Regions from separate parts of the Mus musculus genome. Here regions 1 and 2 are each linked to region 3. A link is a contact called in ENCODE POLR2A ChIA-PET data. All regions are on one chromosome and are shown on one strand. The core of a region is the stretch at or near the end of the contact, and the rest is flanking DNA. Distances in the headings are between cores, read along the strand shown.

Region 1 (5,125 bases), core at 857-3,356, 360 kb after region 3:
ATAAACCCTACAACTCCTGGACTCTGTGTCTGAATACAGCCGCTTTCTCTTCCTCTTAGAGGAAGTGGTCCAAGATCCCCAGCCAATGGCTAAATATACAGACAATGCTGTACATTACATAAACATATACAGCACTGTATGTTTCCTTTAGTATATGTGTAAATGTGTATGGTAAATTTTAACTTATGAATTTGGCTCAATAAATAGGTCAAAACTATAGTAAAGTAGACAATAATAATCACCTTTAGTGAAATTTGTTTGCACTTTGGAGCCCTTATTGCATAAGATCAAGGTTACCTGAACATAAGCCTTGGCAGGTGTTTTGAATGGAGGCTGCTACTAAGTAAATAAGTCATGGGTAGCAAGGATACGCTGGGCAAGGGGATGATTTATGTCCGGGGTGAGAGGCCATGAGAGGATAGACTTACAATGTAAAATAAGACTCCTGACTTCTTTTCTGGAATTTTTCACTTATTATTACCTAAACACTGATGAGGACAGAAATAAAAATCTCAGACGGGGGAAGTAGAGTCTGAAGTTTGAGAATCTCTTTCTGATTTAAATAAACACCACATGCTTTGTGCTCCAGTACATACATTACAAAGAAAATCTTACCAGGAAACACGATACCTGGTGTGGGCACCATCCAGCCCCACAGGGCAGGTCCCCTTCTAATGGGAAAGGTCAGCAGCGTTTGAGAAGCCCTGAATGGTTTGATTGTACGATATGAAGATGTTTCTGTGTTTCAAGGCTTTACCTACTGATCCACTTTTATAGGAAGCATTGCCGGCTGTTAAGAAATGACCACAGGAAGGTAACAGCTCCCATCAGTGATACTTTTGTGCCATATTTTGGAGGTTACTTCTGCTCCTGAAGGATTCTTAAATTAATTAAACTGCCAAACTGCTACCTGTGTTTAGTATTTTGGAATCTCCTTAAAATCAATTTCATTTTACTTGAATTTCAGCGAAAAGATAATACATTTTTGTCAGCTCTAGGAAAGTTTTAAATATCTTGGGCCTATTTTTACTTTTGGGTTTGAATTTTAAGAAGGTTGGTATACAATGCTTTTTTACCAAAAAATCAGGCATGCTATTAAAAGCTTTACTTTGAACCAGGCCATAGTAGCACACACCTTTAATCTCAGCACTCAGGAGGCAGAAACAGGCCAGCCTGGTCTACAGATGGGAGTTTCAGGAACCCAAGGCTACATACAGAAATCCTGTGGTGGCCCACGCCTTTAATCCCAGCACTTGGGAAGCAGAGGCAGGTGGATTTCTGAGTTCGAGGCCGGCCTGGTCTACAGAGTGAGGTCCAAGACAGTCAGGGCTACACAGAGAAACCCTGTCTCGAAAAGAAAAGGAAAAAGAATCAAATAAATAAGTGCTCATTTGCTTTGAAAGTTATTTTGACTTGTCATCTAGATGACAGGTTTAACTATTTAGTAGCTGTTCTCCACTGGAAAGGCGGTATTAATACTTCTAGTCTTATCCTTCTGTTATATAAACATTTCATCTGCAGGACTTAATTGGCCGTTAGTGTAGAAGGGAGGTGGAAGGAACGCACTCTAGACAGAAGGAAAGGCGGGAGCGCCATACATAACGATAGTCAGTGTGCAGTAAATGTAAGACCGGCTTTGGTAGGGTTTCGAAATAGGTAAAACTTAAGTTTGCATTTGGTTCCTTTCACTATACATCGTTTTGTCATCTTTCGGCCGTGGTACAATGCGTTCAAATCACTGGGCACAAAGCCTGAAGTTAAATAAATGCTAACTGTCAGAGAAGAGCTACAGTATCTGGTGACTCGCTACAAAGTGAATCGCAGAACATGAAAAGGGCAAGTTTGTTTCCAAAGAAACCTGTTAGAAGAGCACACTGCGTGAGAAACACTTTAAACACTGCATTTAGGAAAGTTACATCAACTGAAAAGCACTATCTTTTTAAAACCCTCTGCGGTTCATAAATACAGGAAGGAAAAGTATCAGGAGAGAAGGAATAGTGTAACCATCTTGAAACTCAGCAAATAGGATCGAATTCTACCCAATCAGACTGCAAGTCCAGAAACTCCTGCTTTCTGGGCCCAATCAAGACGAAGATAAGTCTATAAGTATGGCCACTTGGCGTCTGCAAGCCGAAGTCGCAAAAATATGGCCCGTACGAAGCAGACCGCCCGCAAGTCCACCGGCGGCAAGGCCCCGCGCAAGCAGCTGGCCACCAAGGCCGCCCGCAAGAGCGCCCCGGCCACGGGCGGCGTGAAGAAGCCGCACCGCTACCGGCCCGGCACCGTGGCGCTGCGGGAGATCCGGCGCTACCAGAAGTCGACCGAGCTGCTGATCCGCAAGCTGCCGTTCCAGCGCCTGGTGCGCGAGATCGCGCAGGACTTCAAGACGGACCTGCGCTTCCAGAGCTCGGCCGTCATGGCGCTGCAGGAGGCGAGCGAGGCCTACCTGGTGGGGCTGTTCGAGGACACCAACCTGTGCGCCATCCACGCCAAACGCGTCACCATCATGCCCAAGGACATCCAGTTGGCCCGCCGCATCCGTGGGGAGCGCGCTTAAGCGCCCTGTTTCCCTTCCATCCCCCACAAAGGCTCTTTTCAGAGCCACCTACGTTGTCGATGAAAGTAGCTGTGTCAGCTTTGCAAATTGATTTTCAGTGTTTCAAATACGCCCTCAAGTGTGTCAGGCCTAACAGTTACCAGTAATCACATTCCTTATCCCAGGTTTATTCCATTTAGAGCTGGTCTTGAGCTCACTACTCAAATATGGGCCAGTCCAAAAAAGGAGTTCTAATTAGGGTCTCAGAACTGTGAACCTGAAAAATAGCCCCAAAATTCCAAGCGTGATACCTAAGAGCGATAGTTAACTTATTTCAACCTGGTGTTTTAAGGATCTGTAAGCGAAGGGAACATAAAGAACAGCTGAGGCAAAACTGCCGCTCTCAATAACAGGCTAGCATGAAATGGAAGGCTGCGATTGGCTAGAAAGAATTTCCTCTAAGCACCACCAAGGCTCGCAACCAGAATCGGTTTGAGTAGGCTCCGCCTCCTTGACGCTGACTCTGCTGTAAATCAACCAATAAAAATGGAATACCGTGTGAAACCTCATTTGCATACAAGCTCTATAAGTACCGCATAGCAAGCCGCGCTGAAACAGTTCGTAGTTGCCCGGTCTACCTTACGTTGCATCTTTAGACGCGGAGGAAAATGCCGGATCCAGCGAAGTCTGCTCCTGCCCCAAAGAAGGGCTCTAAGAAAGCTGTCACGAAAGTGCAGAAGAAAGATGGCAAGAAGCGCAAGCGCAGCCGCAAGGAGAGCTATTCTGTTTACGTGTACAAGGTCCTGAAGCAAGTGCACCCCGACACGGGCATCTCATCTAAGGCTATGGGAATCATGAATTCCTTCGTGAACGATATCTTCGAGCGCATCGCAGGTGAGGCTTCCCGTCTGGCGCATTACAACAAGCGCTCGACCATCACTTCCCGGGAGATCCAGACAGCCGTGCGTCTGCTGCTGCCGGGAGAGTTGGCTAAACACGCTGTGTCGGAAGGCACCAAGGCCGTCACCAAGTACACCAGCTCCAAGTGAAGTGCAGCAGAGACGTGATTGATCGGCTTTACCCAAAAGGCTCTTTTCAGAGCCACTTTAGTTCTCAAAAAAAGACTGTAAGCACTAAGGGTCTGATCTAGCAGGTAAGGTTAAGCCATGATGAGTCTGTTACCCTGCAGCGCTCTGGTGCAACATCGAGCGTTTCAAAGTGTTGGGCGGTGTCTTGGCTTGCTCAGCCTGCTCTCTTATATAACCCAAGACTACCAGCCCAGAGATGGTCCCACCCACAAGGGGCCTTTCCCCCTTGATCACTAATTGAGAAAATGCCTTAGAGTTGAATCTCATGGAGGCATTTCCTCAACTGAAGCTCCTTTCTCTGTGATAACCCCAGCTGTGTCAAGTTGACACAAAACTAGCCAGTACAATTGACCCCTTGTCAACTTGACACACAAACACATCACTAGTAAGCCTCAACCCTTACATTCTTATTCATCCCCAAGGTCTAAATAACTTTAAAAGTCCCACAGTCTTTACATATTCTTAAAATTTCAATCTCTTTAAAATATCCATCTCTTTTAAAATCCGAAGTCTTTTTACAATTAAAAGTCTCTTAACTGTGGGCTCCACTAAAACAGTTTCTTCCTTCAAGAGGGAAACTATCAGGGCACAGTCACAATCAAAAGCAAAAGTCAATCTCCAACCGTCCAATGTCTGGGATCCAACTTACGATCTTCTGGGCTCCTCCAAGGCCTTGGGTCACTTCTCCAGCCATGCCCTTTGTAGCACACGCGTCATCCTCTAGGCTCCAGATGCCTGTACTCCACTGCTGCTGCTGCTGCTCTTGGTGGTCATCTCATGGTACTGGCATCTCCAAAACACGGCATGACCCCTTCAGTCCTGGGCCATCAATTGCAACTGAGGCTGCACTTTCACCAATGGCCTTCCATGGCCTCTCACAGTGCCAAGCCTCAGCTGCTCTGCTCAACTCCTTCATGCCTTCAAAACCAGTACCACCTGGGTGACCCTTACACATTACCAAGCCCAGCCACAGCACAAGGTACAACTTTGGCTATATCTGGAACAAAGCCACTGTGCTCTCAGAAAACACTTCCCAGAAGATGTCACCTCAATGATGCTGGTCTCTTCTTAATCACCGCTAATTTCTTAGCTCCAGCTAACCAGCATCAATAGTCCCAGTAATGCAAAGTTTTTGCTTTAGTAGTTCTGGTATCTTGTCAATCACAGCTGATTCTTCAGCCCCAGCTAACCAGAACTACAGAATCTTCACAATCAAAACAGCAATGGCCCTGAAAAGAGTCTTTAATTTTCCCTCTGAAATTTCACAAGCCAGGCCTCCATCTTCTGCACTGTTCTCAACATTATCTTCCAAGCTCCTACACAACATCCGACAGAGCTCTTAACAAACTTTCCAAGCCCAACGTTCCAAAGTCCATCCACAGTCCTCCCCAAAACATGGTCAGGTTGTCACAGGAATACCCCACTCTGCTGGTACCAATTTGTCTTAGTCAGGGTTTCTATTCCTGCATAAACATCATGACCAAGAAGCAAGTTGGGGAGG
Region 2 (4,471 bases), core at 1,720-4,219, 340 kb after region 3:
TCTCCATGCCCTTGGATCAGCTCCTGTCTCCAAGTTCCAGCTCTGCTTGAGTTCCGGTCCTGACTTCCTCCAATGATATGGAAATGTTTCCTCTGCAACTCGCTTTTTGGCCATGCTGCTTTTGTTGAAGCAACAGAACATCTTTTGTGTGGAAACAGTTCAAGCTATAGCAGTAGTTGATGGCTATGGTAGGCTGTGAATAGTCCAATTTTTCAGAACCCATCAATATTTAAGAGAGGAAAAGGACTTGTCTATTCAATTCTGAGAGGTTATCCTGGATTAACTTCGGAATAAGCCCTAAACATAATCATCAAAGTCCTGGTTGGAGATAGTCAAAAAAGTTTAAGAAGTAGCAAGCATTCACACACTGTCCCAAAAATGTGGATTTTCCCACTTCAAATGCCTCAGAGGTATTCCCAGCCCCTAGGGTTTTAACTAATTCCAGATGTGCTCAAGTTGACAACCAAAAACAACCATCACATCTATTTCAAAACTACCTTTGCTAAGTAGGACTCTTTTAAGAGTTTCTGTCTAGAAAACAAAACAAAAAACAGCCTATACCCCCCCCCCCCAAAAAAAGAAAGGAAAAAAAGAAGCCACACACAAAAACTGTCTTTAAAAAACAAAAAGAATAAAACTGTTACAATATAGGAGTCATATTAGGTCAAATATACCATGGTGCAATGCTACATTTACTAAGCTACCATTCAAAGCACATGTTTACACATCTTAAATACACTGACCATATCTAACGAAGGCACACTGACTTCCCACTGACACTTGATACACAGGTGAAAGACAGGATCCACTTAATTCTTGCACTGAAGCCATTTCCTGTTTGCTAAAATAAATCCAGTTTCAAGAGCTGCAGAAATCCTAGTGCAGCTGGAGCTACCACAGTTCACTGTGGAAATGGCCACACATTCTGCCACTGACTGTTCACAACCTTTCCACCATCTCACCCCACAAATGCATTCCCCCCATTCCAAGGTATTGTCATATATATATATGTCATTATCAACTTAGTTCCAAGGTTTATTCCTTCACCTAGTAGGGTAACAAAATCAGTACTGTCAACCAACATAGCTTTCACTTCAGCCTGTCCACAAAGCCTGAAGTTGTAAACCAATGCCAGTGTCCTCATGATATGCAACAAAATGAACAAGTAGCCAAAGGTTTGAGGGTAAAGGATTGGGCTGTAGACACCCTAAGGCAAGGCTCAACCACGTGTCTAAAAGAAAAATCAGAGATTTAGTCAAGAAGCTATATTGAGAAGAATATAGGCCCAGCAAACCCCACCCCCCGAAAATCTGTCTATCTACAGATATTGACATGAATGAGCTTGAAGCCTTAAGTAGAGGAGGAACCTGGGCAGGCAAGATGTTAGCAAAATTAAGGAATCCTAGGAGGCAGATGCATGGTTCTCTGGTCAGTGCTACGGTTTGAACCTGCAAGATTCGGGAAGATATCACTCTGACTCTCACTTGTACTCTAGGGAGTGGCCCTGACCTCGTGGGTAACGGCCCTCATTTGCTATGATGCAAGTGAAAGGTAAAACAGTAACTTCACTCTGCCTTTAGCCAAAGGAGACAGACATCAAGCGAAGACAGAGACACCACACTTACAGTCAGCTTTCAGCTAACCTATTTATGTTTTTCAGAAGAGCCTGCTTCTTTAGGGACAATGTTCCCGAAGCAGCTCAGTGTGGAGCCAAACCACTTCCATACCCTTGGGTAGATACTTGTTTAGGACGTTCCCTGGGAGTTAATTATACAAGAGTCTGGCTCAAGTGTATCTCTTTCTGTTTTTAGAAGCATGTGGTAACTTGGAGCAGAAATACCCAAGGTAGCCTGGGACCCAATCTGCAGGGATGAGAGAAGAGCATTGACACTATGGGAATAGCAATGTGACAGGGCCAAAGGAGAGGCAGAGCTGACTGAAGAGCAGCAAAGGCAGGTGGGAGACACTCAGGGAAACAGGGGGTGGGGGGAGTGAAACTAAGGCAAACAGAAAACAAGCAACAATGTCTGTGTGGCTAAACAATTCTGATTGAATTTCTGGTGTGGTGCTTAAGACCTCGTATATAACTAGGAAAGTACTGTGCCATTGACCTACATCCCAGAATATGCCAAACTACAATGAAATAACATACAAAGTGCCATTAAGACTTCAATCTTTAACAAGCTGTACGTAAATCCCTCTTAAATCTTGTGACCTGAAACAGGAAATTTAGTCACCGTATGTAAACTGAAAACTGCACTAAAAAATAACAAGATCCAAGTTAAGCAATTTCTGACCCAAAAGACAAGTTACTTCACAGACGCCTCCGATGCTGATACTTTAATAAATGGACTGCCTAATGCTTTCCTACATTCTGACAATATATTAACACTAATTTTATGTAACTCCCCTGCAAAGTCGAAAGATACCCCTACACTTAATACTCCTCATTCAAGGGCACATGTAACTTGAGTAGAAATGATTTCTAATGTCAATGGGAGGTAGAAGAGAAAAAAACAAAAAAACAAAAAACCCAGGAAGCAGCAGAGACACCGTGGGTGGTTTCATACAGGAAACAGGGTAAGGCTGCCTGGCTCTGCCGGGACGACTCGCCAGTTTGGGCACAAAGATGGAGCTGAGGAAAGAACTCACAGCCTGTGCCAGTCACCTACACCTGGTACACCATGCCCTGTGGCCAAGTTTACGCGTGCTACCGGCTCTATTCCTGTTAGCTTCCTCAGCAGGAGAAACAGCGAGCAGGCCCAGCCGCCCGGCGACCCGCGGAGTGTCGCAACGACGGCCGCACGCAAATGAAGCCACCGAGCACGCGCGTCGTGATTCGCGCGTTCCAGGGCGGCGCCGGGGCGAGGGAGCCGGTCTTATGTAAATGAGAGGCTTCTGTCCGCGCGCTCCTATTGGCCACGGCGTCAGGACGCGTGTGAGCCAATGAGAGCGTCGGGCGGACAATCGGGTCTGCGTCTATAAAAGAGTGAGGCGTCGGCGCCGGAGTACCGTTTCCTGGTTGTGGCCGTTCGTCTGTTTGCGCTTTCGTGATGTCCGGTCGTGGCAAGCAAGGAGGCAAGGCCCGCGCCAAGGCCAAGTCGCGGTCTTCCCGGGCCGGGCTACAGTTCCCGGTGGGGCGTGTGCACCGGCTGCTGCGCAAGGGCAACTACGCGGAGCGTGTGGGTGCCGGCGCGCCGGTATACATGGCGGCGGTGCTGGAGTACCTAACGGCCGAGATCCTGGAGCTGGCGGGCAACGCGGCCCGCGACAACAAGAAGACGCGCATCATCCCGCGCCACCTGCAGCTGGCCATCCGCAACGACGAGGAGCTCAACAAGCTGCTGGGCAAAGTGACGATCGCGCAGGGCGGCGTCCTGCCCAACATCCAGGCCGTGCTGCTGCCCAAGAAGACGGAGAGCCACCATAAGGCGAAGGGCAAGTGAGGCCACTGCTCGCGTCGGCCCGCGTCTCTGTGATATAACCCCCGCGAGCTCCTAAAAAGGCTCTTTTCAGAGCCACCCACTGAATCAGATAAAGAGTTGTGTCACGGTAGCCGGTCTTGGTGGCCTTTCCTGGCCCTGCCCCAAAAGTAAGAGTGTCGTGTCCTCTGCTTCCTTGCCCATCCTGCCCGTGGTTCCCCCTGGTAGTTTGTTGTCGCTCTTTGGTTCATGCCCTGCCTCGGCGGAGCGGATACGCGGTTCTCGCTGACCGTCCCAAGCATTTAGCCCCTATCTGCCCACACCCTTGTCCTACACAACACTGTCCCTCACTCAGCGTCCACCCGCCTGACCCTTCCCAGGACTAAGACTCAACTAGGACGTCTAGGCCAATCTAGACATAAGTCGCAGTCAGCCGCGCTCTCGTCCGGTCCTTGGGGAATGTCTAGGAGGAGGAGGTGTCCCGCGAGGACTGGACGCGGCCGGCTCTAGGGATCATGGGGGACTGGGGCTGGGACTGTGGCTGTGGCTGGGCGGTGCTGCACAAACACTAGATTAGTTCTGCCCTGGGACTTTGGGCGGCGGGCGGGGGCGCGCGAGCTCCTCTTGGGCAGAGCCGGGACCCGCCCTCTACGGGCAGCTGCCAGACGTGGCTCCACCCTCGCAGAACGTTGGCAAGTGGACCGGGCGCGGGGCTGGACGTGGGGGGCGGGGGGGGGCGGGTCAGGTGGCGTGGCGGGCCCGAGCCAATGGGCGAGGTCGGGGCCGGTGACGCCACGGCCAATGGCGCGGCAGCGCGGGAGTTTCAAGTCGCTGTCTCCGCCCCGCCGCGGGGAAGACTGCGCCTATAAAGGCGGCCGGCTCGGGCCGGTATCAGGTCCCCGAGTGCTCCTCGTTTGGGTGTCTTCCGTCTTCGCCATGGCCCGTACGAAGCAGACTGCCCGCAAGTCCACCGGCGGCAAGGCCCCGCGCAAGCAGCTGGCCACCAAGGCCGCCCGCAAGAGCGCCCCGGCCACGGGCGGCGTGAAGAA
Region 3 (5,081 bases), core at 1,832-4,331:
CAGCTATCCTTTCTGTCATTCACGTTCTCCTCTCACACTGGACCTTGCTTTGACTCCAGATAGGTCATTAATTAGAAGTTCAGAGGGATTGAGTTCCACTGTCCCTAGAGTCACAGTATCCTGCCAGCCTTTTCCTCCTGACCTCAGGCTCTGTCCAGTTTCAGAGGCAGGTTGGGGGTAGGACTATTTAGGAGAAAGAGAGCCAGAAGGATGGCAGCCAGCTCGCTCATTGTGCCTCTCCCCGCCCAGTTTTCTTCATTTCCACAGGGATTTACAGAGGACGCATTGGCTTTTTTGCTGAATCAGGAGATGTGGGATTTAATGATTACAGCAGGGTCTAGCAGCCACTTGTGTAAGCCCCAGGGTCTGTGTGTGTAGGGAGAAAAAGAGGAGCTAGTGGGTGAAGCTCAGGAAAAGCTCTTTCCCTCCCCCAGGACAAGTCTTCATGCCAGGTGCGGAGGTCCTGGGGTGAAAGGAGTGCCAATCCATGTGCAGTTCCAATCTCACCTTCATATGTCCAGTGGTGACCTGTAAGAGAGGGATTTGGGCTGTGGCCAGTGCAGCCTGGAGCAATGTCCTGGCCTCTGCTCTCCCTCCGGCCGCCAGCGCCTCCTCCTTTTCTGCTCTCTCTTACCCACCTCCACTCCAGAGCTTCCCAAGTGAAGTATTGAAACTGGATACCTTTGTGAAAAGGTCGGGGGTCCTATTTAAAATAACTAGCCAGGCTGCAGTTGTGATTAAAGAGTAAAGAGGGAGGAGCAAGGAAAAGAGATAAAGCCAGGAGACTAAAATTAACCTGGATCCAAATGTGCAGGCAGCCCAGCCCTTACTTTTTCCCATCTGGAGCCAAGTCAGTGTAACACTTAGAAGGTTGGGGTGGGGTAAGGCAAGGGTGTGAGCAGAGGGCTTGGAAGCATAGAATAGAAGGAGGAGGAAGAGGAGGAGGAGGAGGAGGAGGAGGAGGAGGAGGGAAAGTCTCAGTGAATCCTGCTGAAGCCAGGAGGGCTTAGTCCTTAGCCTTGGTGTACTGCCGCTAGGACGAGGGCCCAGCACCTTCAGCAGGAGTTTTAGTTCTTTCTGCTCTCACTAGCTGTGGTCACTCGAATCATGAACATCTGCTCTTTCAGGCTCAAATGGCTCAAGAAAAGCAGGAGTCGGGGTAGGGCCTAGTCTATGTTGAGGGTGGTGGGTGGGCACAGGCAGCCAGGCTGGCAAAGACAGGATGAAAGTGTAGCATTGTGTGTAGAGAGGAGAGTTGCCAGCCGGGTCACATGCCAGGATCTCATGCAGTTCTATCTCTGGCCAAAACGCTAGGGGTCTGAGAGTCACCCCCCCCCCCCCCCCACGGCTAACCTGCTTCAAGGAGAAAAGGAAGTCTTCTTGGAGATTGGCTTGTTCTATTTAACTCTAGAAACTGGGGGGAAATACCCTGTTCCTTTTCCTCTTCATTAGTCTTTTAATTATTTTGTTTGAGACATGATTTTACTCTGTAGTCCATACTGGCCCTGTATTCACAGTGTGCTTCAGGCTGACCTCAAACTTGTGGCAGTCCTGTCTCAGCCTCCTGAGAGCTGGGATTGCAAGCGTGTGGTCCAATGCCCATCTTGCTTGTTATTCCTTTAACTGCTCACACCGCTCCATTCCTCAGCGGGGGCAACTCTGCGAGTAGCTCCCCCCCACCCCTCCTTCACTATCTCTTTAGGATACTCCAACAACTAGAGTTCTCTGGCTGTTGTGAAGGTGCCCTGCCCTTCCTGTGAAATGCTCTGAGCTGATTCTAATGCCTCTTTTTTCCTCTTTCCAAATTGTTTCTTCTCAGAAGAGATTTGTGACTCCTCATTTTCTTTTGGATCCCTTGGTCCCATCTTCCTCTCGCTTTCTAGATAATCCCCCCCCCCACCTCGTCCTTCCAATAAACTTTAATCCCTCACCTACTATGTGCTGGATACAGAATGGGGCCTGAGAAGCACAAAAACAGGGTGTAGAAACCAGGCATGGGGAGGCAGAGCCAAGCAGGTCTAACCTCAGCTACAGAGTGAGTTTGAGATAGGTCTGGCCACGTGAAACCTTGTCTCAAAAAAAAAAGTAAATAAAAATAAGCAATAACAACAAAAAAAGTTGTGGGAATCCTTCAGGCGTTCCAGAAACAACTTAGCTTGTTTTCTCCAACGTCTCCCCACCTCTCTCCTAATCCTGAAAGCCCTTTGTACACTATAAAGAGCTGAGCAAACGTTTAGTCGTGTTCCTTTCAGGGAAATGGACCAGCTGCCCCTGCCCCTTGGCAGGTAATGGAGTTATCCTTTGATCAGCAGAGGGTCGGGGTCTGAGTCGGGCAGGACTGCAGCACGTGTCCCTTCTCACCCCTGCTCTCCCTAACCAGCAGAGTGCGTAAACAAAGACGGGCAGGAGGGCTGCCCGGGACTAGGGCAGTGGGGAAAGAGTGGACTGGAGAACTGTAGCTGGCCGAGTGTCCTACACTCCTGAGCATTCACACACTGGCCTCTGGCTAGCTCTCCCTGTCGCAGAGATAGCAGTAATCGCTGGGTTAGAGAGGAAAAGGAAAAGAATGGAAGGATCTCCTCCATAGTCTTTCTCCCACCCCATGCCTCCCCCCCCTACCCCCCAGCCCCTAGGCTTCCCTTTCTGAAACCTCTCCTCCCCCACATAAGTACACATGGCTACGGGTGGACATTAGCACAGACCCAGTTGTACCTACCCCCATCTGCAGCCAGGATCCAAGTCACCTTTAACAGGAGAGCGAAGAACAACATATTATCCCCACAATGGGGTACAAGGGACCAGGAATTTGGGGTTTAGAAGAGAGAGGTGGAGAGGGAGGGAGAGAGAGGAGTTTCTGGCGTTCTATCTCTTTTCTTCTTGTCTCTGTCTCTGCAGACTTCCAGGGACTTGATTTTCCACAGGTTAACACGAACTTCTGGATCCCAGGATAAATTTCTTCCTCTCTCACTTTCTCTCTCTTCCTCTCTCTGCCCTCTCCGTATGTCCCTTCGTAATCTCCACACCACTTACTGGCCAGCAACTTCACAGTTGCCTCCCGCTTTTAAGGTGGCTCGAAACCGGTGTACGTGAGGAGGGGGGTGGTGCCTGGGCTGCAGCCGAGCAGCTCCTTAAATAGCGGATTAGGCATGCAGGATGGCCCAGCAGAGCCCAGCGCCCTGGCCTTGGCTCAGGACCCTGGAGTGAGCTCTTCCTTTGCTATTTACACTGCCGCTCGTACGGGTGTCCCCTGGAACTCTCGGTCAGGGAAGGGGGGTTTCGCACCTCTCCCTCCCAGGACACCGTGTTCTCATTCCCCTGCCTGAGGAGCACATCCCTGGGTGGTATGGGACTGCTGGTGGGGAACCTGTTTCTGAAACCAAGAGAAGTTGAGCTGGTTGGAACCAGAAAGAATTCAGATTCGGGAGATAGGAGAACAGAAGTTGGAGGCTCAGGGAGCAGGTGGGGAGTGGAAAGTCAAACTTTAAAATCTGGATTGTGGAGAGCAAGAAGTGGGGCGAGGAGAATATTTGTCTTCTGCCTCGTCTTTCTCTGGCGCCTGTCACCACCCCCTTCCCTTGGTGAGGCTTAGGTCCACGTGCCTGTGTAGCCTGGGGTGGGGGTGCGGTTTTGTTTGCCGGATAAAGCCCATTTGTGTGCACAGCGGGGGAGGGGTTGTCGCAGCACCAGGGAGAGACAGCATTCTAACTACCAGATCCAGCCACCTCCCTCCCCAGGGAGCCCAGATCTAGGGCGCCTTTTGTCACTGAAGAGGACACTGACCCCTAGCAGAGAGGCCGGGCAGGAGGAGTGATGGGTGACTGTAGAAACAATTACTGTCACCATGAGAAAAAGGCGGACTCCAAAGAAAGAGAGGGGAGGGGCCATAGAAAGGCCATGTGACCAGGTGGGTGAGGGGTCCAGGGGCTTCCCGCCCACCCAACAAAGGGTCCAGGCAGGTCCTGTGGGATCAAGTGAAACTTGCTGTGGTGGAACTGAGTTTGCTAGTGGAGCATGGAGGCTGCGTGGCGTCTCAGGAATGTGGCTGGTGTGCGCTCCCCCACGGGACTAGAAATCCCGATCGGAATGTACATCCTAAGTCCCTCATTAGTGAGTGTGAAGACCACAGATAATTTCAAGCTAGATGGTGAAATCTCTCCTCCATAACCTCTGTGAGGTCTTTCTGCCCTCCTTACTCCTATCAAGTAGCAATAAATAGCCAAAACAAAGGAGCAGAAGCCAAACAAGGGCACGGGATAAAAGCCAAATGAACAGAATAATGCATGTGCCAGGTCATCACTCCTGCGGAGACAGGAGCTCAGAGTGCTTTTCTGTCCCACGACTGAGCTTCAGAGTAAGGACTTTTTAAAAATATATATATATATTTAAAATACACACACACACACACACACACACACACACACACACACACAACGTTTTATCGCTTTGCGAATACTTCATCCCCTAAAAAAAAGTTTCCGTCTTAAAGTTCTTCCAAAGCCTCATCCAGTCCCATCTAGGAAGAATAAAAGATGTGAATACAAGTTAAGATTTCTTTGGTGTCCGGAAAGTTAAGAGGGGGGTGGGGTGGGGGTGAAAGGAGAATTGACACATATTTCACAAGGTAGGAAAGAGGAGGTTTGGATAGAATAACCCCTATCAGGACAGAGCTCCCCTGCAGCATCTACGACCGACTTTCAGCCTCCCAGGAAGTGCGTCTCGCCTGGCGCCACCTCTTGGCTTCTCTACGAATTTTTAAAACTTGGGATTCCTTCTGGACAGCAGTTGGTGCTGAGAGTTTGGGGACTTTGCCTACACTTTTGAATACTGCTTCAAAAAATAAAAAATAAAAAATAAAAAATACTGCTTCAAAGGAGTCTTAGCCCTGGTGCTGGAGAGATGGCTCAGTGGTTAATAGCTCTCGCTGCTTTTCCAGAGGAATGGGTTCGATTTTCAGCACCCACCTGGCAGCTCTCAACTGTCTGTGACTCTAGTTCCAAGGAACCGGATATTCTCACACAGACATACATGCAGGCAAATCACCAATGCACATAAAATAAAACCATTAAAAAAATAAAATGCGT

Evidence for each region. ChIA-PET counts read pairs that join two places held with the same protein, here RNA polymerase II (POLR2A).
Region 1: POLR2A ChIA-PET joins it to region 3 with 12 read pairs in Patski. The contact joins the promoter of H3c13 here to the promoter of Car14 in region 3. POLR2A ChIA-PET finds 5 or more read pairs at or near these places in 2 of 5 experiments (Patski and embryonic stem cell).
Region 2: POLR2A ChIA-PET joins it to region 3 with 11 read pairs in Patski. The contact joins the promoter of H2ac18 here to the promoter of Car14 in region 3. POLR2A ChIA-PET finds 5 or more read pairs at or near these places in 2 of 5 experiments (Patski and embryonic stem cell).

The regions. Positions count from the first base shown.
Region 1 is chr3:96,266,548-96,271,672 of GRCm38, forward strand. It overlaps H3c13 (H3 clustered histone 13), which reads left to right and starts at 2,107. Exons shown (of 1, transcript NM_178215.2): 1 at 2,107-2,608. The coding sequence starts at 2,147. The coding sequence ends at 2,557. H2bc18 (H2B clustered histone 18) reads left to right here and starts at 3,153. Exons shown (of 1, transcript NM_175666.3): 1 at 3,153-3,645. The coding sequence starts at 3,205. The coding sequence ends at 3,585.
Region 2 is chr3:96,242,528-96,246,998 of GRCm38, forward strand. H2ac18 (H2A clustered histone 18) reads left to right here and starts at 2,970. Exons shown (of 1, transcript NM_013549.2): 1 at 2,970-3,525. The coding sequence starts at 3,054. The coding sequence ends at 3,446. H3c14 (H3 clustered histone 14) reads left to right here and starts at 4,158. Exons shown (of 1, transcript NM_178216.3): 1 at 4,158-4,471. The coding sequence starts at 4,359.
Region 3 is chr3:95,901,604-95,906,684 of GRCm38, forward strand. It overlaps Car14 (carbonic anhydrase 14), which reads right to left and starts at 3,082. Exons shown (of 11, transcript NM_011797.3): 1 at 2,717-3,082; 2 at 508-528. The coding sequence starts at 2,771.